Linked DNA regions of Mus musculus: region 2 is linked to region 1. A link is a loop called in an ENCODE intact Hi-C map of the cell type or tissue named here. Cell type or tissue: left cerebral cortex. All regions are shown on one strand. Each heading gives the region's core, and the rest is flanking DNA. Links, peaks and the distances in the headings are about the cores only. Region 1 holds the start of Lca5l (Leber congenital amaurosis 5-like). Region 2 holds the start of Get1 (guided entry of tail-anchored proteins factor 1).

The links. A loop is a pair of places that touch in the nucleus more often than their neighbours do. Peaks named below come from ENCODE experiments on the same cell type or tissue, not always from the same donor. Only the 100,000 strongest peaks of a DNase experiment are listed, where the experiment ranks them.
Region 2: a loop joins it to region 1, with 9 times the contacts of the local background. A loop is called at or near these places in 8 of 42 quality-filtered maps.

Annotation. Positions count from the first base shown.
Region 1 is chr16:96,189,512-96,200,497 of GRCm38, forward strand. It overlaps Lca5l (Leber congenital amaurosis 5-like), which reads right to left and starts at 2,746. Exons shown (of 11, transcript NM_001001492.2): 1 at 2,677-2,746. It overlaps Sh3bgr (SH3-binding domain glutamic acid-rich protein), which reads left to right and starts at 10,959. Exons shown (of 8, transcript NM_015825.2): 1 at 10,959-10,986. In left cerebral cortex, for the core only: no CTCF peak of the experiment used is centred there; DNase peaks (open chromatin) are centred at 2,160, 2,300 and 2,805; H3K4me3 peaks cover 1,561 bases; H3K27ac peaks cover 1,429 bases.
Region 2 is chr16:96,139,824-96,150,809 of GRCm38, forward strand. It overlaps Get1 (guided entry of tail-anchored proteins factor 1), which reads left to right and starts at 5,577. Exons shown (of 5, transcript NM_207301.3): 1 at 5,577-5,755. The coding sequence starts at 5,654. In left cerebral cortex, for the core only: a CTCF peak has its summit at 5,401 (motif pointing left); DNase peaks (open chromatin) are centred at 5,471 and 6,151; H3K4me3 peaks cover 1,852 bases; H3K27ac peaks cover 500 bases.

The DNA of each region.
Region 1 (10,986 bases), core at 1,296-9,295:
CGCTATCAGATGGCTTTGAGATGCACATGTTAAGAAAAGTATCTTGCTCCCAATGGAGGAGCTAGAGAAAGTAGCCAAGGAGCTAAAGGGATCTGCAACCCTATAGGTGGAACAACATTATGAACTAACCAGTACCCCGGAGCTCTTGACTCTAGCTGCATATATATCAAAAGATGGCCTAATCGGCCATCACTGGAAAGAGAGGCCCATTGGACTTGCAAACTTTATATGCCCCAGTACAGGGGAACACCAGGGCCAAAAAGGGGGAGTGGGTGGGCAGGGGAGTGGGGGTGGGTGGATATGGGGGACTTTTGGTATAGCATTGGAAATATAAATGAGCTAAATACCTAATAAAAAATGGAAAAAAAAAAGAAAAGTATCTTACATGAAAACACAAGATTTGGAGAGGCACAGAGCCCAGGCTGGTGAAGGAGACAGTGGACAAAACTGATGGTATTTAAACAAAAACTTCTGTATAACAAACAAGAGTGTAAGTGGCATGCTACAGACAGGGAGATTTATAAAGAGTTCTTAGAGCCCTTTAGTAAGTAAGGCAGAGGGCAGAGCATCTGCTGGAAAAAGCACACAGCCAGTAAAGTTCTTCCCTTGGTTCATGCACACTGCACTGTACAGGTGAGGGGCCAAGAGCCCAGGATTTCAAAGAAAGCAGTCTAATACTTACCAAAGTTTTGATTCAAAAGTTTGATCCCTCTAAATCCTGACAAAGGGAAATTAAGTATTAACACTGATGGCTGGGCATTCCACGCCTGCAATCTCAGCACTCTGAAGGCAGAGGCAGGCAGATCTCTGAATTTGAGGCTAGTCTGCTCTACAGAGTGATTTCTAGGACAGCCAGGGCTACGCAGTGAAACACTGTTTAGAGAGGAAAAGAATTAACATGGATTGAGAGGCAGAAGAAAAATAAAAGTGAGACTTTGGCAAGGTATCTGGATTTACACTCCAGCTTTGTCAATATAATCAGCTATTTGGCCTCAGCTGCCTAAAACAAGAAATTAGATGATTTCTCAACGAGTTCTAAAGCCCAACTCTAAAATTTACAAGCGAGCTAGGCATAGTGAAGAACACCTTTAATCCCAGCACTCTGGAAGTGGATGTGGGTGTGTGGGGGTGGGGGTGTCTCCAGGCTTGGGGCCAGCCTTGTCTACACAGAAAATTTCAGACCAGTCAGAATTATATATTGAGATGCTGTCTCAAAAATGATTAAAAAAAAAAAGCACCAGTGAAACACACATTTTTCTTTTCTGAGTTAGTTGGTCAGACAGACAGGCAGACACACACACAGACATACACAGACAGACAGACAGACAGACAGACACACACACACACACACACACACACGCACACACACGCCTTTAAGAGTTGCAACATGAAAGAGTCAAGCCCAACCTTTGGATGGTTAGTTACTTTTGTGGGTTTTGATCATTTATCAATTTCATACATTACTTAGTTTCCAGTCTCTGGATATTGCAAAGTCTTGCCTTGGGGGCTGGGGCAAGTTGTGCCTGTTTGCTTTCTTTCTGCCTCTACTAAGTGACTGTAAAGCATTAGACTGTAATTCAGAGGAAGTTGACAGGTCATCATCTCTAGCTCCCCTGACTATTTTTTCCAGTGTTTATTTCTTACTAAAGTTTTCATAAAGGCGTGCGCCACCACTGCCCGGCCATAAAATCTTATTAGTAAAAACCGACCATGCTCAAGTAGAGAAAGGATATTATCAGGGAAATGCAAGGCATTTCTGGAATAATCCAGGCACTGACTGCCATTTGGGAGAAATGGTACCGTTGAATCTATTCTGGGTGTATTTTGTAAGGATGTGCTGGTAAAGTCAAACTAGATACAAAAGTGCGGATGAGTGGAAGAAGAATGAAGTTTTCAGCAACTGGATGGATTATGTATGCATCTTAGAGGAGCCTGGCTGCGGGGTTATCAGACACCTTGGACAAGCTGGCATGGAAAACGCCTTAGGCATCTGGTAGACAGGGTCAGGCTGCTGAGTTCACCGTATGGTGTTCGGAGAAGGGCCGGGGCTGATATACACATTATGGGCTCAGCGGCATTTACGTGGGCATTGAGCCTTTGGAACGGGATGACTCCATCTATGTGATTTGTGCAGACAGAAAACAAGTCCGGTGTCACACTCCGCCAAAAAAGGCTGGCCCGAAACGAGTTAACTGTTGTCAAGAAAACAACAAAATCTTAAAGCACTCATAGTGAGGTGGGTTGACAAAGAGCCCCACAGCCGAGCTGTGGGTGGAAAACAAGTGAAGCGTTTCAGAAGGATGCAGACGCCCCGCGGGGCGTGCCAGGGTTGGAAGGAAAAGCACCAGCCGGGTAGCGAATGCTTCGGGGTTCCGAAGCACCGAGGCTTGGGACCCGTTCTCGCTCTCTGCACTTTGGAGGTGGAGGGGGACACTGATCAGCGATCCCACCGGCGGCGCATCCTCCCGGATGGGTGTGCGCTGCTCCCGGGCAGGGAGGCGCCGGGGGGCTACGTTACCAGCTCCGCCGAGGCAAGGCCAGGTCGGAGGATAGAGCGGACGGAGAGAACCCGCGGCGCCGGGCCTCGGAAGGGGCCTGTCCAGCGGCTCCGGGGAGGCGGACGCGGGCTGATGAGACCACCACTGCTGGGGGCGGCGGCGGCGCCAAGGCCGTTACCTGCTCCGCGCTGCTCCCGCAGCTGCCTCCACCCTGGACTTAAGGAAGCGCGGGCGTCGCCATGGAAACCACGCGGGGCCTCCTGGGATGGCTAGTTCGGGTGTGCGCACGCGTAGTACTTGGCACTGTGGAAAAGCCGGCGGAATGGCAGGGTTCGGGGCGGGGCACCAGTTGCGCGCATGCGTACTTGGGCCAAGGGCGCCTGGGAGGTCTAGATCGCAGAGAAGCTGGAACCCAGGCGGCTGAAGGAATTTATAGCTGACCCTGCTTTTTGCCGCAGTGCCAGGAAGGGAGAGGACTGGGGACAGAGTGTCCCTGTTAACTTGGTTTTATACATGGTGGTGCTTCTTGCAAAAACTAAATGCGAGCACAAAAACTGTGTTTGGTGTACAGTATTTCCAAGCCAACAACAGGCTAAGACACTCAGGTGGTAGAATTATAGCTGTTATTTTTGAGTTTGATTGTTAAAACTGGCATTTTTAATTGTAAATTCTTTGTTGCTAAGAAGGGTAAGAAGCTATAATAGCTTTATTAGTGTCATGCAAAACAAACAAACAAACAAACAAACAAACCTCCCAAAACCAGGGCTCTCACAGGAAGAGTTTATCCTGGAACTAAATATGAATGACCGTGGCCTGGAACACAGATTTATCTTACCTCAAATATCATGTTCCAACGTGGTAAACGTTTTGTAAAGTTTTAATAGTCGCAGAACAAATAAGTCACAAATCAAGCTACTTGTAAAGTATGTAAGCTGTGCCGTCAGATACCAAGCGGGTTACAGCAAAACAGGAAAATCTACAGGCCCCAAGTGCTTCAGGTGGGTGGAAGTGAGGGTCTGTCGGTGCTTGCAAAAGAATTTACCTGACGGTCCTGTAAATGTTATATCAATCACGGGCCCATACAGTGGCCAGTCCATTAAGGAGACTAAAGATAGGCCAAGGTAATTTGGCTTCAAACCTGTCACTTTCCATTTAGCCACAATTATGTAATCTACTAAGCTAATCAGATTTTAGGATCTCTAACACCGGTGTGGCTTTCTTCTGTGGGATTTCAGTTTCCTGGGTCCATTTCTCTTATTTTGTAATTTCTCTTCCCCGCTTACCTTTTGTTTTGGCAGCACTAGAGGTGGAACCCAGTACCTTAGGATTTTGATTTTTAATTTCCACCACATGGTCCATGCTGGCTTCTAATTTAAGGGGTTAAGTGATCCGCTTACCCCAGCCTCTCACGTGGCTTGGTCTACCAGGGTGAGCCTGGCCTTTTAGCTCACTTTTAAACTTGGTATAAATCTTTGTAAAACTTGATTTGGAAGAACTTTTGATGTATCAAAACCCTGTGATATATGTTATAAATAGTTCCTTCAGGTTGCTGAATACTTTTCTATATTTTTTACAGTCAGTGTCTCACTCCATACATAGACCAAGCTAGCCTTGAACTCATAGAAATCAGCCTGTCTCTGTCTCCTGAGTGCTGGGATTAAAGGTAAACCCTACCATAAGTTATCTTTTGTTTTTAGAGTATACAGAGACAGATTTCTATTAACTCTCTTAAGTACTATGTTTTTTTGAGACAGGATCTCTTATAGTCCAGTTTGGCCTCACAATTGTTATGTAATATGTGATATGTGCCTTTAGCCCTAGCACTGGAGGCAGAGGCAGGTGGATTTCTGAGTTCGAGGCCAGCTTGGTCTACAGAGTGAGTTCCAGGACAGCCAGGGCTACACAGAGAAACCCTGTCTGGAAAAATGAAGGAAGCATTGTATGATCTTTATGACCTTTAAATTTTTAATTAAAATGTGTTTTTTTATTTTTTGAAGATTTCTTTTTATTTTATGTGTATAGGTGTTTTATTTGCATGTGTGTGTGTGTATGTGTATACCATGTATGCAGTGACTGAGAAGGCCAGAAGAAGGCACTGGAACTGGAGTTAAAGACAGTTCTTAGCCGTCAAGAAGGTCCTGGGATTTGCATCTAGGTCGTCTGCAAGAGCAGCAAGTACTCTCAGCCACCAAGCCATCATCTCTCCAGCACCTATTTATTTTGAGACAGGCTCTTACTATGTAGCTCTAGCTCACCTGACCTCACAGACCGGGCTAGCCTTGGCCTCACAGACCGGGCTAGCTTTGAACTGCTCCTCGATGCACAGTTACTACTTTATTATTATTATTTAATATTTTTATCTTTTGCTGGGCTTTGTGATATGCACCTTTAACCCTAGCACTGGAGGCAGAGGCAGAGGCAGGCAGATCTCTGAGTTCAAGGCCAGCCTGGACTAAAAAAGTTCGAGGATAGCCACGGTTACACAAGGAAATCCTGTCTCAAAACAAACAAACTAGAACACCTAACAACAAAACCAGAATATTTTTATGTAAGCTGATGATTCTGTATTTGTATGTGATGTATCTTGATTATTTTTATCACCCCCCCCTCCAGGAACTTGAATTCTTGATCTCCTTTTCCTACCTCTCAAAATGTTGTAACCACAGGCCTGTGTACCGCTGTGTTAATTACTTTTCTTTTGCTATTGTGATGGCTGAAGAAACTCCATTTTATGCTAGGCATCTGTCCATCTTGGTATTCACTAGCTTTTTGTCTCTTTCCTGGAAGATAAGTTATCAGCAATACTGACTCAGTGACCTTCCAACCCAGAAATGTCCAGCCGTGACGATATACTTGCTATGTTACGAGTAATTGCTTTTTGGCTTCTGTAACCTGCTTATGCGGTTATGTGGATGTTCAAGGACTATTTGAGGTTGCCTTGACTACCTAGTCTTGGCAGAGCAGAACAGCCAGATTTCTGAGTTTGAGGCCAACCTGGTCTACGGAGTGAGTTCCAGGACAGCCAGGGCTACATAGAAAAACCCTGTCTGGAAAAGTGAAGGCAGCACTGTAGACCTCCATTTGTGTCATGTGAAGAGAACCAGGCCAACGTCCCCACTCTGAGTTGGGGCCGTCCAGATCAAAGGATGGTTTGTGCCAAGTACCCAGGGAGCCCAGCCGCCCTGCATGCAGGGAATTGTAACGGACTCAGTCTTGTACAGGTTTTATGTGGGGAACTACAGTTGTAACAATCGTCATATTTAGAGACGGTCTTTTATCCCGACCTGCAGGACCCACGGGACCTAGTTATTTGGGAGATTGAGGGGGACCAAGCCTGAAAGAGAAACAGGCGAGAAAAGGGAGCGAGACCAAGCAAAGGCTTATCAAGGTCTACTTTAATGGAGGCTGGGAGCCTGATTATAAGCACACAGTGAGAGAAAATAGGGAGGGGCTGAGGGGGAATGATCAAAGCACAGAGAGAGGGACGGACATCTGGGGCAGATGCTGGGTGCAGGCTTGAAACATCTTGTGGCTTATCTTTGGATGCTGGTTCCGCCCAAACAGCCCCAGGTGTCTGGCCAAGACCAGGGTCAGTTGGTTCTCATGATCAGCCTTGTGTGAAGGAGGGGGTGGCTCAGCTCCCAACAAAGGGTCAATTGATTCTCAGGGTGGGAGCTGTTCAGGTCTGCTTTCCCACAGTCTGGTCTCCCAAAGCCTTTTACAGCCATCCTCCTTGATATATTCTCTCCTTCCTCTTCACTCACGTTCCCTGAGTCTTGGCAAGATGGCTGATATAAATGTCCTGACTATGTTGGAGCACCCCCATTTGCTCATTTCCCACACTTTTAACAGTGATGTGTCTCTGATTTAGCCAGTACACACTATAAGAAGCTGTTATATGATATTAAAGGATGGGGTGACCACTGGCAACTAATGGGAAGGGAAGAGGTAGGGACAGGAGGGTGGAGAGAAGGAGGGTATGGAATTATTAATCTAAACCAAGGATGTGTGAAGTAGTCTTCTGAAACCCCATTCATTAATAAGCTGATTAAAAATATAATCTTTAAAGGAGTTTGAACAGAAGTTCTCCACATTAATGACCAGTGCTGCACTTTGAAGACCTGGGTTATTAAAACCTTAGTGCCAGGGGCTGGAGAGATGTCTCCGCGGTTAGGAGCACTGACTGTTCTTCCAGAGGTCCTGAGTTCAATTACTAGCAACCACATGGTAGCTTACAACCATCTGTACTGGGGTGTGATGCCTTCTTCTGGTGTGTCTGAAGACAGTGTACTCATATACATAAAATAAATATTTCTCATAAAAGCTCTGCATTACATTTGTGATAAATATATATAAATAAAACCTCAGTGCTAGACACAGGTTACCTGCCTATGACTTATTGGTCAGAGACCCAAGAATCTCCCCAGACAAAACAGGCTACTGCTACTGCTCTTGCTGAGTTCCAGAAGTCATTGGTAAGACTCACATTCTTGCTGAAGATATCTTACACTTCGTACATAGGAATCAATATTGGACTGACCAGAAGACTGGGCACTCTGCTTCTGGCTAGCTTTCATAGTTCTGGAAGGTGTGTGCAGGACGCTGCTGGGGAAAAAGATGCCAGTGGTCCATGATGCTACAGTATGGGTATGCCAGGCAAGATGGGCTCAGTGGCAGTAGTGGCAAGACTGTTTATGAGGTGACCTGGTCCTCCTGATGGGATTTGACACATGCTCCACAGGAACGAGTTCAGTGTGTGCTTAGAGAAGTCATGGGCCCCAGGGGAGAAATTACTGATAATGTCTCTCTAAACGATCATGTTGTCAATCTGCCTTCTAAATTATTTATGTTTGTTTCTATGGATTTATGCTGCCCAAAGTTAAATTTTGACTTGTGAATTAGTTGACTTTGAGATATATTCTAGGGAGTGTCCTTTCTCATCATGACACCTACCTGGGGACAGGGACCAGGCTCAGGATCTCTGAGACACTGGTGAAAAGAGCAGGTACCGGAGTCAAAGAGGTCTCATGCTGCTCCAGAGCACCAGCCTCTCTCCTCTGTGATGAATAACAGGGTAGGAGAGGGTCTGGTACCAGAAGGAAGTAAATGCTCACGGCCTTCGCCCCTAATGCCTGTGATCTGATTTCTCAGTATGTGCGTGCCTGTGTGTGTATTCATGGGTATACATGTATGTCAGGAGCCATAATGGGACAAGCTAATAACTAGCAGGTGATCATCCTGAAGTGGCCTGCCTCGGATTATTATATAATCTGCGACAGGTGGGCTCTCATTAAGCAAGGCTGTGAGGGACTCATTTTAGGAAAGATTCCTGCTATTAATATGCTTTTCCTGTCATTATTAAATATATATAACAACCACTAAGTAGAAGCACACCCCCTTTTGAAGTAGATCTCAGTAGATCCATGAAGATGTACTATCTTTTAGTGATGCTATGTAGACAAATACATGACTTAATGTGATCCTATAAGAATTCCTAAAATTATATCTGTGATTATTAAGCTCTTTTATAATGGAACTGCTATTAAGTCCTCTTCTGATAGTCAAAGCTTCAGTGAGAACTCTGCCAGTCTCCCAAGTGTCACCAGTCAATCCATGGTAACCAGACTTTCTCCTACTCAGAGCACATTCCAAGAGGTTGTAAAACAATTAACCAAAGGTCATTAAAAGACAACTAACGATTTATTATAGGTTCTAGGACAGAAGATAAAATACTGACTGAGTTTATCTATACAAAACTTCACTAATAACTTAGTTATGGTTTTTAACTCTCAGTGAACCTGTGGAGCTGAGACAGGTGATGGATGTTTAGCCAGATAATTACTCCTAATGGATATGCATGTAGACATTTGCCGTTGTAAACTTCTATTTCAATTTATGATTTGATTTTTTTTGTGTGTGAACTTGTGATGAACTTTGTAACATGTGATCATGTGTTCTGAAAGATGTTTAAGAGCTGAGGACAAAGAGAAGAGTCAGAACTGAGGGACTGGGGTGAGAGGAACGGAGGTGAGAAGAACTGAGCTGAGGAGAAGTTTTTAGACAGAACATTTTTTTAGATTAGAAGGAGAATGCAGAGTGGAGTAACTTAGAAATTATAGGTAACATAAAATACTAAGAGAGCAATGTGCAGAATGCAGAGGGAAAGAAGATGTTGCAGAGAGCAGAAGGAGCAAGCAGGCTTCTCCTTACCATGGGATCTGTTCTGACCCCATTGTAAGGACAAGACAGGTTTAGTCTTATTAAAAGAAATAAAGCTTTTTTTTTTCTTACACACATGGGTTTAATTCATTTAGCATTAAAAAGGTAGAAGTTTTTTTCTTTCTCTATGTAATAAAGATTGGAGTACAGTTTTCATCCAGAATGAGTGAGTTCTTTCTGCACCGGTGCTTGGTCGTTTGCTCCATATTCATATTTAAGTATGGATGTGTGTATGTGTGTATGTGTGTGTGTGTGTAGGTATATGTGATTGTGAGAATGTATGTAAGCTGGGCCCAGCTGGGTTTGAATGAAAATGAATAAATGAACATGAATGAAGCTGAATATGAATTTATGTGAGATTATACATATTTGCTTATGTAAAAGTTTTTCCTTCTGAGAGTGTTATTCTCTTCTCCTGGTTCAATAGAAGTTTATTGCTCCAAACATCCCCCTAGTCTGACAAGCAAGAGGCATCTGGACAATAGGGAGAAGGCTCCAGCAATTAATCCTTTACTTAATCACCTGCTGTTTTAGGATGAGGTTCTATGTGCTAGAGACGGAAGTTTCTGGCCTCAGAGGATCAGAGGCAGGTCAGCTACAACTGTAACTCAGACTTAGATAAGTAAACTTTTTATTATACAGCAACCTTTAATTTTTTGTAAGACAAAGCCTTACCCCAGAAACTCATAAGACAAAGTCTTACCCTCCACCTATGCTCTTCCCCCTCTGCTGCCTCAAGAAGAACCAACAAGAAAGAAGAAACAGCCCACAGCCTACGCTATGTGTGTTTATGTGTGTCTGTCTCTGTGTGTGAGTGTGTTTGTGTATTTTTTTCCTTCCGCCATATGTATATATGTGTGTGCATGTGTGTCTGAGTGTATGTGTGTGTATATATGTACATGGGTGTGTCTGTATGTCTTTGTGTATTTGTGTGTATGTCTGTATTTGTGTGTGTGAACATGTGTGTGTATATTCGTGCGTGTGCATATGTGTATTCATGTATATGTATGTATGTATATATATATATGTGTGTGTGTGTGTGTGTGTGTGTGCATGTGGCTGTGTGTATTAGTATGCCTGTGTTTTTACTGTGTGTATACATATGTATGTGTGTGCATGTGTCTGAGTGTATGTGTGTGTATTGTATTTGTGTGCATGTGTGTGTCTTTGTGTATTCATGTGTATATATGTGTGTGCATGTGATTGTGTATGTGTGTATTTGTGTGTGTGCATGTATGTATGTGCATATTTATGTGTATATGTGTGTGCATGTGTCTCTGTATGAGTGTGCATGTTTTTTTATTGTGTGCATATGTGTGCACACATGTGTGTTTATGTGTGTCTGTCTCTGTGTGTGAGTGTGTTTGTGTATTTTTTTCCTTCCGCCATAAAGTTCTAGGGTATATATGTGTGCATGTGTGTCTCTGTGTGTGTGTTGTGTGTATATGTGTGCACACATATGTGTGTCTGTGTGTCTGAGTGTGTATGTGTGATTTGCTTTTTTTCCTTTCACTATGAAGTTCTAGGGATGAAACTCAGGAAGGTGTTCGGGCTTGCAGGCCGTTATCCAGTGAGCCACCTCATGGGTCCTTGACCTTGCTTTGAAACCCATCAGCAGAGTCTGGGCTGCTAACATTTGGGCTTTTTTTTTTTTTTTTTTTTTTTACTAGTTTTGTACTCTGATTTTTTTTAAATGCAGTTCAAATCACCTGTATAAATAAGATGCTTTAGAGCTTGTTATAAACATCCCCATCTCCCAAAGCCTTTAAAATAGGGAGATTATTTCTAGATACAGTCATCGGCAGCCACCAGCTCTGAAGTGTCAGTGAAGTTTTACAGCACCCAACAGCTGGTGGAAGGAGAAAGCAGGAAACAGGCCACTCACAGAGGAATCTCCATCCTGTGACAGTTCGTTGGGTTTTTAAATAACCCTCTAGAAAACTTTAAATCAGGAAGCCGCGCTTCATTTAAGTGGCCAGTGCGGCTGTTTCAGTCTTCACAGTTCTGTGGTCTGTCCAAGGCCTGGTGAATCCAGCCTGGTTCTGGATAAGGTGACTTTTTCTGGGCTTTTCCCTAGGCTCTGGACAACTCGCTTCTTTTCCACACCCCACAGTTTCCAGAGCCCCGCCTCTTCTGCCCTAGGCACCTCTCCATGGGTCTGTGATTGGTGCGCTCCCGAGCTCTCAGCCTGGCCTTTTAGGGACTGTTGTTAGGCCTTTAAAGTGATAAGGGAAAGGGTCCAGTGGCTGCTTTTATCAGCCAATCGTTT
Region 2 (10,986 bases), core at 1,449-9,448, 50 kb before region 1:
CTGTATTTGTTGTTGTTGCTGTTTTGTTTCGATCTTGATTTTAAAAAAATATTTGTTTATTTTATGAATGTAAGTGCACTGTTGCTATCTTCAGACACACCAGAAAGGACACCGGACCCCATTACAGGTGTTTGTGAGTCACCGTGTGATTGCTGGGAATTGAACTCAGGACCCCAGGAAGAGCAGTAGTCAGTGCTCTTAACTGCTGAGCCATCTCTGCAGCTCTTAATCTTGAATTTTAAACATCTCTTAATTATTTGTGCTTGTGTATGCACATTCACATGTGTGTGCAGGCTTCTCAAGGACAGAGGTTGAGGTTGGATGTCTTACTCACTGGGGTCTGGACTCAATGATTCAGCCAGGCTTGTTGGCCAAGGAGCCCCAGAAACCCTGTGTCTTAGGGTTTTACTGCTGTGAACAGACGCCATGACCAAGACAACTCTTATAAGGACAACATTTAATTGGGGCTACTTTACAGGTTCAGAGGTTCAGAGGTTCAGTCCATTTTTATCAAGGCCAGAGCATGGCAGTATCCAGGCAGGCATGGTGCAGGAGGAGCTGAGAATTCTACATCTTCATCTGAAGGCTGCTAGGAGAACACTGGCTTCCAGGCCACTAGGGTGAGGGTCTTAAAGCCCACACCCACAGTGACAACACCTATTCCAACAGGGCCACACCTTCTAATAGTGCCAGTCCCTGGGCCAAGCATATACAAACCATCACACCCTGTTTCTGCTTTCTCAGCACTAAGATTACGAATGGACACCACCACAGCAGGTGTTTGACATGGCACTGAGGATCATACTTAGATCCTTATGCTTGCGGGACAAGAACTCTCCCAAAAGATGCATCTCCCCAGCCCTTTGCTTGGAATTTCCTAACTGACACATTGATTCGTCTTGTCAAATGTATTTTTTTTTCCATCTGAGGAATCTGAACAGTATGAAAACCTTTTGTTAGCATGTGTCTTAAAGTTTAGCACTTGGGAGGCAGAGGCAGGCAGATCTCTGTGAGGCTGGGAGGCCATCTTGGTTTACATAGTGAGTTCTAGGACAGCCATGGCTACAAAACATGAGACTCTGTATCAAAAACAAAACAAAACAAAACAAAACAAAACAAAACAAAACAAAACAACAAGAGAAAGAAAGAAAAGGAAACCTTTGTTAGACCTTACATGCCCAAGTTCTACATTTGAGTTACTTAACCTCCTTTATGAAAAAAGGAAAAACTACCAAACTAGGTCCATACTGATCGGTTGTGTAACAGATTCCTCAGAGACTGAAACCTTCCATCCTGCAGAGAAGCTCCTTAAGCAGCTGTCACCCTTGCTGGACTGGGCTTTGGTGTCTTTGAGTCCTTTCTGCTCCTCTAAGTAACCCATCACCCACATTTCTGTAAGTAACCCCAATAAAATCCATGGTTCACCAGTGTGGACTTTGGTGGCATCTTGGTTTTTTTAGGTGACAAGATGGACACAGTATTGGAGCAGTAGCTGAGAGTTTTACATTTGGAATGCAAGCAAGAGGAAGACAGAAACAGTGGACATGGCTTGGCTTATGAAACTTCAAAGCCCACCTCCAGCGACGTACTTCCTCCAATAAGGCCACACCTCCTAATCCTTCTGAAACAGTGCCACTCCCTGATTATGCATTCGAACACATGAAAAAGTGGGGCTGGTTCTTCTTCTTCTTCTTCTTCTTCTTCTTCTTCTTCTTCTTCTTCTTCTTCTTCTTCTTCTTCTTCTTCTTCTTCTTCTTCTTCTTCTTCTCCTCCTCCTCCTCCTCCTCCTCCTCCTCTTCCTCCTCCTCCTCCTTCTCCTCTCCTCCTCCTTCTCCTCTCCTCCTCCTCCTCCTCTTCCTCCTCCTTCTCCTTCTTCTTCTAGATTTATTTATTTTATGTATGTGAGTACACTGTAGCTGTTCAGATGGTTGTGAGCCTTCATATGGTTGTTGGGAATTGAATTTTTAGCACCTCTGCTCGCTCCGGTTGGCCCTGCTCGCTCCGGCCCAAAGATTTATTTATTATTATACATAAGTACACTGTAGCTGACTTCAGCCACACCAGAAGAGGGCATCAGATCTCATTACAAGTGGTTGTGAGCCACCATGTGGTTGCTGGGAATTGAGCTCAGGACCTCTGGAAGAGCAGTCAGTGCTCTTAACCGCTGAGCCATCTCTCCAGCCCCCTCTTTTATTTTCTGTCGCTTGCTAATACATACCACGCACATTCCCAGCCACCTCATCCAACTTAGAATGAGGACATGGATGGCTATCTAAGCCCGTGTCTCTTCACAGTCTTCTGTCTGGTGGTAATCATTTGCAATACTCATATTTATTTACTTAAGCAGTAGGAAGAAACTGGGGACTGGGGACTTTGGGTTCATTATCTTATTATTCTGTCTTGCAGTTAGTAAGATATGTCAATCACAGAGGGTCTCTCAAGTCTTTGTGCACCCCAAGGATAATCTGCCTGAGTGCTGGTGTTATGTAGGCATATGCCGCCTGTAGTCTGCCTGGTTGCAGGTTTCTAGCCCAGGAGATTATCTTTGGTTGTCTGCATGGACCCGGTGTAATCATAGGCTTCCAAAAGTGAAAGAGGGAGTTGGGAGGTGGGAAGGATGTTTGACTCCAAGTCCAAGCAGAGGGTTGTGATGCGGACCTTGAAAACAGAAGAGAGCCATGAGGTCAGATTGCTGGCCTCAAATGTTGGTCTTTGCCTGAGGGATTCCAGAAGGAAGATGGTCTATTTTTAACCCAGTGAGATGCACTTCACATTTTGAAACTCTAGGACTATAAGATAACAAATTTACTAAATCCCAATCCACTAAACGTATGGTTATTGATGACTGTTATGTGGAGCCCAGCAGAGATGACCACTCAGACAGTTTCTAGTCAACTGAAAGTCTTTATTCCAGTCAGCTGGGACTACAGTCAGGTATTTGAGACCCGAGGGTAGCACTAAGTGTCCAGAGCACAGGGTTATAGAAAGCAGAAACCACATCCAGGCATCTTTTGCTGTGCAGGAAAGAAGGTTTGTACAGGCAGAGAGTTTAAGAGAAGATAATCTGGGATATCTTGACCTTGGGTCCTTAGAGTAGGGCTGGGTAATTTTCCATGGCATTCTCCATCAAGGAGATGAAATTTTTTCTTTTCGTTTTTTCTTTTCTTTTCTTTTTCTTTCTTTCTTTCTTTCTTTCTTTCTTTCTTTCTTTCTTTCTTTCTTTCTTTCTTTTTTTTGAGACAGGGTTTCTCTGTGTAGCCCTGGCTGTCCTAGAACTCACTCTGTAGACCAGGCTGGCCTCGAACTCAGAAATCCGCCTACTCCTCCTGAGTGCTGGGATTAAAGGCGTGCGCCACCACTAGCCTCAGCAAGACCACAAGATGGAGGAACCTCAGAACTGTCACACCCTGTCACAATAGCAGAATCAAAACACAAATAAGAGCTCATTATGAACTTTATGTGCCAGAATTTGTACCAGATCTTGATTGATATTTTCACACTTTCCTTTTTTTTAGATTTGTTTGTTTATTTATTTATTATATGTAAGTACACTATAGCTGTCTTCAGACACCCCAGAAGAGGGCATCAGATCTCATTATGGATGGCTGTGAGCCACCATGTGGTTGCTGGAATTTGAACTCAGGTCCTTCAGAAGAACAGTCAGTGCTCTTAACTGCTGAGCCATCTCTCACCAGCCCTTCACACTTTCTTTATACATGTTAGAACTCAGTCTTCAGCTGAGAACTGTTTTTGAGAGTGCTCAACAGGAATTAGGAGCTGTCAAACTGAGATGCCCCTGAGAGCCAGGAAGAGCTTCTCCTAGACACCTGTCTTGTTAGGTTTTACTGCTGTGAACAAACACGATGACCAAGGCAACTCTTATAAGGACAACATTTAACTGGGGCTGGTTTACAGGTCCAGAGTTTCAGGACACTATCATCAAGGAGGGAGTATGGAAGCCTCCAGGCAGGCATAATGCAGATGGAGCTGAGAGTTCTACATCTTCATCTGAAGACTGCTAGCAGAATACTGGCTTCCAGGCAGCTAGGATGAGGGTCTTAAAGCCCACACCCACAGTGACACACTTACTCCAACAGGGGCCCATCTTCTAATAGTGGCACTCTCTGGGCTGAGCACATACAAACCATCACACCACCCCAGCTGCATGTATGTTATAGGCTATTCACCAGAAATTTTTTTAGTATCTCGCCTCACCAAGAACAGAGTGGTCCTCCTGTACAGTGGGGACCTTGGTTGATAATTTCCTTTTCATTCTAAAAAGCAGAGATTTGGGATTGAAGAGCAAGCAGGTGTGTGTGTGTGTGTGTGTGTGTGTGTGTGTGTGTGTGTGTGTATGTGTCAAGGTGGGTTTGTGGGGAGGGAGACTTAGACACACTGCCATAATTTCTCACGAGGCTGCTCTTCCTTAATCTATCTAAAACCTCAGCGTGGAGAGAGAGCACCTGGCAGTCTGTCTACAGTCCAGTTGGAAGGGAAGGTTATGGAGTGGCAGTCTCCTAGTCAGCGTGCCCTTTCGTTGAGATAATTCATCCCACCGCTGCTGGTAGAAACACAGGCAGTGTTTCTAGAAGTAACCCGTTCTCTGACTAACGTGGCAGAAAAGACAGCCAACTATCTTCCACTTTATTCCCCATATACAAGTGAGCCGCGGTTCTTTTGTTATGAATACTCATCATTGCCTAAATTTAGATAATTTTATTAAAAGCTCACTGTAAACTTTTTCTTTGTGCGTGCTGAGCATGGCTGGTACCTAAGACTTCCCACATGCTTGGCAAGTCTCTACCAGTCACTATGTGATGTCTTTTGATGAATAAACTTATCTTTTAGGGTGACGATTTTCTACATTGTTCGTGTTTATTAGTGCTTAGTTTTAAAATGTAGTCGAACCATTTTACATGCGACAACGGTTTAGGAAACAGTTTCAGTTACCATCTATGATAAAGTAACTTTCTATTCATGCAGAGGCTTATCCTAAAATAAATTTATTTAAGAATAAAAGTGAGAGGGCTGGTGAGATGGCTCAGTGGGTAAGAGCACCCGACTGCTCTTCCGAAGGTCAGGAGTTCAAATCCCAGCAACCACATGGTGGCTCACAACCATCAGTAATGAGATCTGACTCCCTCTTCTGGAGTGTCTGAGGACAGCTACAGTGTACTTACAATAAATAAATAAATCTTTAAAAAAAATTCATATACATAAAAAAGAATAAAAGTGCGTTAGTTAACTCAGTAAGAACGTAAATAGTTTTCGGTTACTACAAGCAATCACAGTTTGCCAAAACCTGTTTAGCCTCCCGAAGTGGGCTATCACCCGGCTACGGAAGCCGGGAAGGCGAAAGGCGAAAATGGCTGCTAAGTAACATCCCATGCTGCCCCCTAGAGGAGGTGTAGCGTGCGTGCACCGCGGCCCGACGTGTAGCCCTAGCCGTGGCGCGCCGGCGCAGGCGCAGTTGACGACGCCGTCTCCCTGGTGCTGCCATAGCGGAACAGGACTGCAGTGCGCAGGCGCAGTTGACGACGCTGCTCCCAGGCGCTGCCGTAGCGGAGCAGGGCTGCAGTGCGCAGGCGTAGGCGAGCGCGGAGGCGCGGTCACCATGGCGCTGTCGTAGCGGTGCAGGTGCCTGGGATCCAGCATGAGCGCGTCCGAGACGGACCGCTGGGCGTGGCTGCTGGTGTTGAGCTTCGTGTTCGGGTGTAACTTGCTGCGCATCCTCCTGCCGTCCCTGTCCTCGTTTGTAAGTAGCTGCCGGGGGCGGGGAGCGGCCGAGCGCGGGGCCTTGCGCGGTCCATGCTGCAAGCTCTCTTCCTCCAGGTGCCTCCGAGCTTCTCACAGATCGCGAGGTTGCAACCAGCTCTGGAGGGTGGGAGGTCCCAAGCCACGCTTCGCGACAGAGGAGCAGCCCCGGCCCAGCATCCTCACAGGTGCCTGGCTCCGGAGCGGCTGATCCCCGGCTACAGGGAGCCCCCTTCTGTTCTGTCCGTGGGAACAAGGAACACTACAGAGCAATCTAAACAGGCCATACCGTTCTTGCACATTCAGGTTTCTGTTTATGTATGGGGGGTGTTTTTCCTGCGTGTGTATCTGTGCACTGTGTGCTTTCATTGCCAGCAGAGTCCAGAAGAGAGCGCTGGATGCTCTGGAATTGGAGTTACAGACATTAGTTATCTGCCACGTGGGTCCTGGGAACAGAACCCAGGCCCTCTATAGTAGTATCCAGTGCTCTTATCCACTGAGCCATCTCCAGCCCCAACATACTTTCCATATTTTACTCATGCCTGTATAATGAAGTCTGCACACAGTTCTCCAAAGGACTGGATGCAGAAAGGTTTAGAAGGACTTTTCTGTGTACTGGAAGAGGGATTGGGGACTACTAACTGGGGATGGATGTCCCCACACTCAATGACCTGTCTGCAAAGTTCTCTTCATCTGTCCTGCTATCTGTAGCCTTTAAACCATTTAAAAAAAACTATTTGTTATGTGAGAGTTTCGCTTGCATGTATGTAAGTGCATCACACGTATGCAGTGCTTTTGAGTCCAGAAGGGGCATTGATTCCCTGACACTGGAGTCAAGGACTCCATGTGAGCCACTATGTGAGTGTGCTCTTGACCACTGAGCTATCTCTCCACCCTCTTAATCTGTAGCCATTAAAGATTTTATGTGTGTGTGTGTGTGTGTGTGTTCTGAGTGTATGTATATGCACCATGTGAACGAGGTTGCCTGAGGAGGCCAGAAGAGGCAGTCACATTCTCTGGAACTGACTTATAGATGGTGTGAGCAGCCACATGCATGCTGGGAACTGAACCTGGATCCTCTGAAAGAGCCACAAGTGTGCTTAACCCCCAACACATCTCTCTAACCTGTATCTATAGCCTTGGAAAACATGTTCTGTAATAAACCAGTGGGCAAGATTTTTGCTCTGAGTTTCGTGAGCTGGTCTAGCAAATTGGTGAAGCCTGAAGAGGGGTCAAGGGAACTCTGACTTGTAGCTGGGCTGTGTGATTTGTGAGTGAGACCCCCCCTCCCCATCTGTGGGATTTGACACTCTCTGCAGAATGGGGAATACCTAGCATGTGAACCCACACATTTGGGATCACTGCAGTCATCTGTGTTGTGGACGGTTGGTAGGAGAGACTGAACATGATACCTTCATCATCTGTCTTTCTGGAGAGGCATCTAGTCCTTCACCCCTGTAATCTTTTTGTTAGTTTCAGTGGTTAAAGTTGCTTGTGTGTTTGGCTAGCAATCCCTTGTGGTTATGTGTGTTCTCATTCTGCTTTCTTGTGTGTTTTATTTTTCCACCGTGTGTGTGTGTGTGTGTGTGTGTGTGTGTATGTGTGTAAGGCTGAGGTCAGTTGGTGTCAAGGATAGCCCTTGGCCACTCTTCTGCCTTATTCATTGAGGCAGGGTCTCTCAGTAAAACCCAGAGTACACTGACTGGGCTAGCTTGCTGTGGGGACCCTGGCTCCCTCCCTATCTACACTCACCTTTCAGGTGGTTCCTTGTGCTTGTATAGCAGGAGTTTTAGCTCCTGAGCCGGATCCTTACCTTGAGGGTTCCACGTCCTCCTGTCCTGTGTCTTGTTCCCTTTCACCTCACAGTCGAGCTAAGGGAATGGAACTCAGATGTTTAGGGAGGCTGTGTTGGGCCATCCTCCTCACTGAGTCATGAGTTTCCAGTAGCTAGCAGGGCGGGAGGAGATAGAGATCCTGTGATCGACTCAGGGTCCTCCAGTACACGATGACCAGACTTGGGCGTGTTCTGTATTAGTCCCTCCTCACAAAGGATGGGCACTGTAGCTTACTTGTATCAGTTTAGGAGTTCTATAAAATCATGATAAGGAATTAGGAAATTATCAGTTCCTCTATACAGCATTGCTACATGAGCTTCTAACAGTGGCAGGAATGCATACCAGCAGCGGGAAGCGATTCTGGAATGAAGTCTCTGAGAATCCTGCCTCTCAGAGTGCACCCATTGCAGCCATGCAAAAATGGTGGACCATCTTCAGGAAACTCAGCTGCTTGCCATAGGCTTTCCTAGATGGCTTCTGTCAGCTGGAGTGGGTCTGGTGCCTGTGGTTGTCCTGGATGGAATTTTCCCGAGGGTCCTTCCCTTTAGGTCGGTCACGACATGCGTAGTCGAGACCGTGTAATTTATAAAGTAAGGGATCCAATGTTGTCTTAGGAGAAGGGGACACTGGACACACCGTGTGCTCATACATGGGAGGTACGCTGCTCTGGTGCCCCTGAAATGACGAGTACAGGTGGGTGAGGCTCTTGTGAGTTTTGCAGAATTCCCAGGACTGGCATGGCCGTCCTGGACTTGCAGTGTGCTGGTGCCCATGCTAAGTTCCTGACAGACCCTGCTCTGCTGTCAGTCACATGTGCACACATGCTTCAGGGGCCTGGCTGGTGTAGCCAGCTTCTCGAGGTGTGTTCAGCAGTTTTGAAGTTACCCTTTGCTTTGTGCTCCAAGCCTTAGGTACTCGCTTTCCACAGACCAGACTCTGAGCAAAGCCCTTGTTTGGAATGTTATTTATTTATTTATTTTTTGAGATAGAGTTTCCTAGCTATCTTGAAACTCACTCTCTAGACCAGGCTGGCCTGAAACTCAGAGATTGCCTGCCTCATATTTATGAGGTTAAATGATTTTAAAGGCATGCACCACCATGCCTGGTTGGGACAGGATTTTGTATGGCTTCCAAGTGTTAGGATGACATAGCAACCTACAGGGTGTACTCCTGGGGCCTTGACGGAGAGGTGTGTTCTGGGTGTTGGGCAGAATGCTGGGCCAGCAGGGCCCCGTAGGGTACACAGGCGGGGGGGGGGGGGCAGGCATTTCAGGAGGGATTGGTCCTGCCTAGGGAGTTGTGCTAGATGACCCTGGTGCTAGTCAGGGTCTGTGCAGGTTTCTGGGCTTTCTGTGTTCAGGTTTTGGTCTCTTCATACTGGTGACCTGGGTTGGTCATTTTTGAGCTTGCCTGAGGAATCCAGAAGGGAGGAGCCCGGCAGTGCATGCTATGCTGCTAGCTTTCAGATCTGTCGGCCCCTGGGTCATCAGTGACAGTGTGGCCACCGGTTCAGTCCTGGACAAGTTTGTCTATTGGCAGAGGGCATCCTGGCCAAACAGGACTGAAGCCCTGGAGGCAGGAGCACAGTATACTTCCCTGCAGGCAGCTAACGTCTGTCTGCAGGGTGGGAAGAAGGAAGCTGAGCTCCTGTCCTTTGCTCCGCTTGAGTCATCTGGGTTAAAAATTTCACAAACGTAGTGCCTCTGATTGTGAGTAATTCTGTTCCCAGGGCCTTTGTGAGTTTGAATCATCTGTTTTTTCTTCTGAGATGTACCTACTGTGGCCATCATGTTGGGTTGCAGGTGGCTGGCTTTGAACCTCTCCAGCTTCCCAAATGATGGGGTGACCAGAGCATCTCCAGGCTACTTCCCCCTGGCCCTGTGGGGCTGGGGGTGTGGCAGGAATCCATGGAGCCATAGGGTGCCGGCCTGGAACAAGAGTGGGGTCCGGGTGTGTCCAGACCCGAGATGAGTAGGAGTAAGATTGCTCCCACCCTCTGCCCCTCAGAGGAGGTTACGGAGCCCAGCAACCACAATGGGCTTCATCTCCTTATAAGGTTACATCCAGCAATATCTGAAATTCCTCTCTGTGCTTGAGGCAGCCGCAACATCCCGGCCCCAGCCAATGACGTGCATTCTCCCTGAAGACCCCTGCACACTCCCTAAAGGTTTAATAATAGCCTATGTTCTCCCAATTAAACAAGCTGTCTTATTGAAGCCTGTCTCCCGAGAGTCTGTTCTCTCCTCCTGAGGTCTCCTTCCCTGACTGTGCCTCTCACACCCACCCCCACGCTCCACCTCAGGATCTGCTGGTTGTGACCACAGGTCATGTTGCTATGGGGTGGGGAAGCAGAGCCCTAATGACATGTTTCCTGTTTAAGCATCCTTTATAGGGGCCCTGATTTTTTAAATTCAAAGCTTTTGTATTTATGTATGTATTTAATGTGCACTGGTGTTTTGCCTGCATGTATGTCTGTGTGTGTCAGATTCCCTGGAACTGGGAATCTAGTTGTGAGCTGCCATGTGGGTGCTGGGAATTGAACCTAGGTCTTTTGGAAGAGCAGCCATCTTAACCACTGAACCATCTCTCCAGCCTCCCCTCCCCCTGATTTTTCTTTTTTTTTTTTCTTTTTTGCAACCCCACAAAAGAAAAACAAAAACTTGTGGAGATTGTAGCGTGTTGCGCAGTATACCCTTTGTCCACACGTCTTTGCCAGCGAACACTGTAAATGTTCGTTGCAATGAGTCATTACTCTGGTTTGAGGCCTCTGGCTTCTGCTCTCCGTCATTGGGTCCTCACCTGGACTCCTCTGGTGTCCTGTCCTTGCCCTGTGTCATGGAGATGCTGCAGCTTTGGATCTGCAGGATCAGCCACTTCATGTGCTCCCAGAGTTCATGGATTGTGTAGATGTTGGGATGGGTGGGCAAGCTCGAATTCCTGGATCTGGGCCTTGGGGGTAGCTGAGTCGGTCGGCCTGCCAGCTCTCCTGCACCCATACCACCAGGGCAGGGTCTCCAATACTGACCTGGCTAGCCTTCCTGAGTGCTACAGGTGGCAAGGAGCAGGGCCAACTCCAGGCAGCAAGGGATGTGGAGGGGGAGGGAGGTTGGTTCTCTGATTTTGAATGATAGCTCTGTGACTTTTTAAAAATGTTGGCCTTTAAAAATACTTATTTTTTTATGTGGATGGTGTTTGGCCTGCATGTGTGATGTATGTCTGTGTATCATCTGCCTGCATGTATGATGTATATCTGTGTATCACCTGCATTCATGTATGTATGTCTGTGTATCACCTGCCTGCATGTATGATGTATATCTGTGTATCACCTGCATGCATATATGTATGTCTGTGTATCACCTATCTGCATGTATGATGTATGTCTGTGTATCACCTGCCT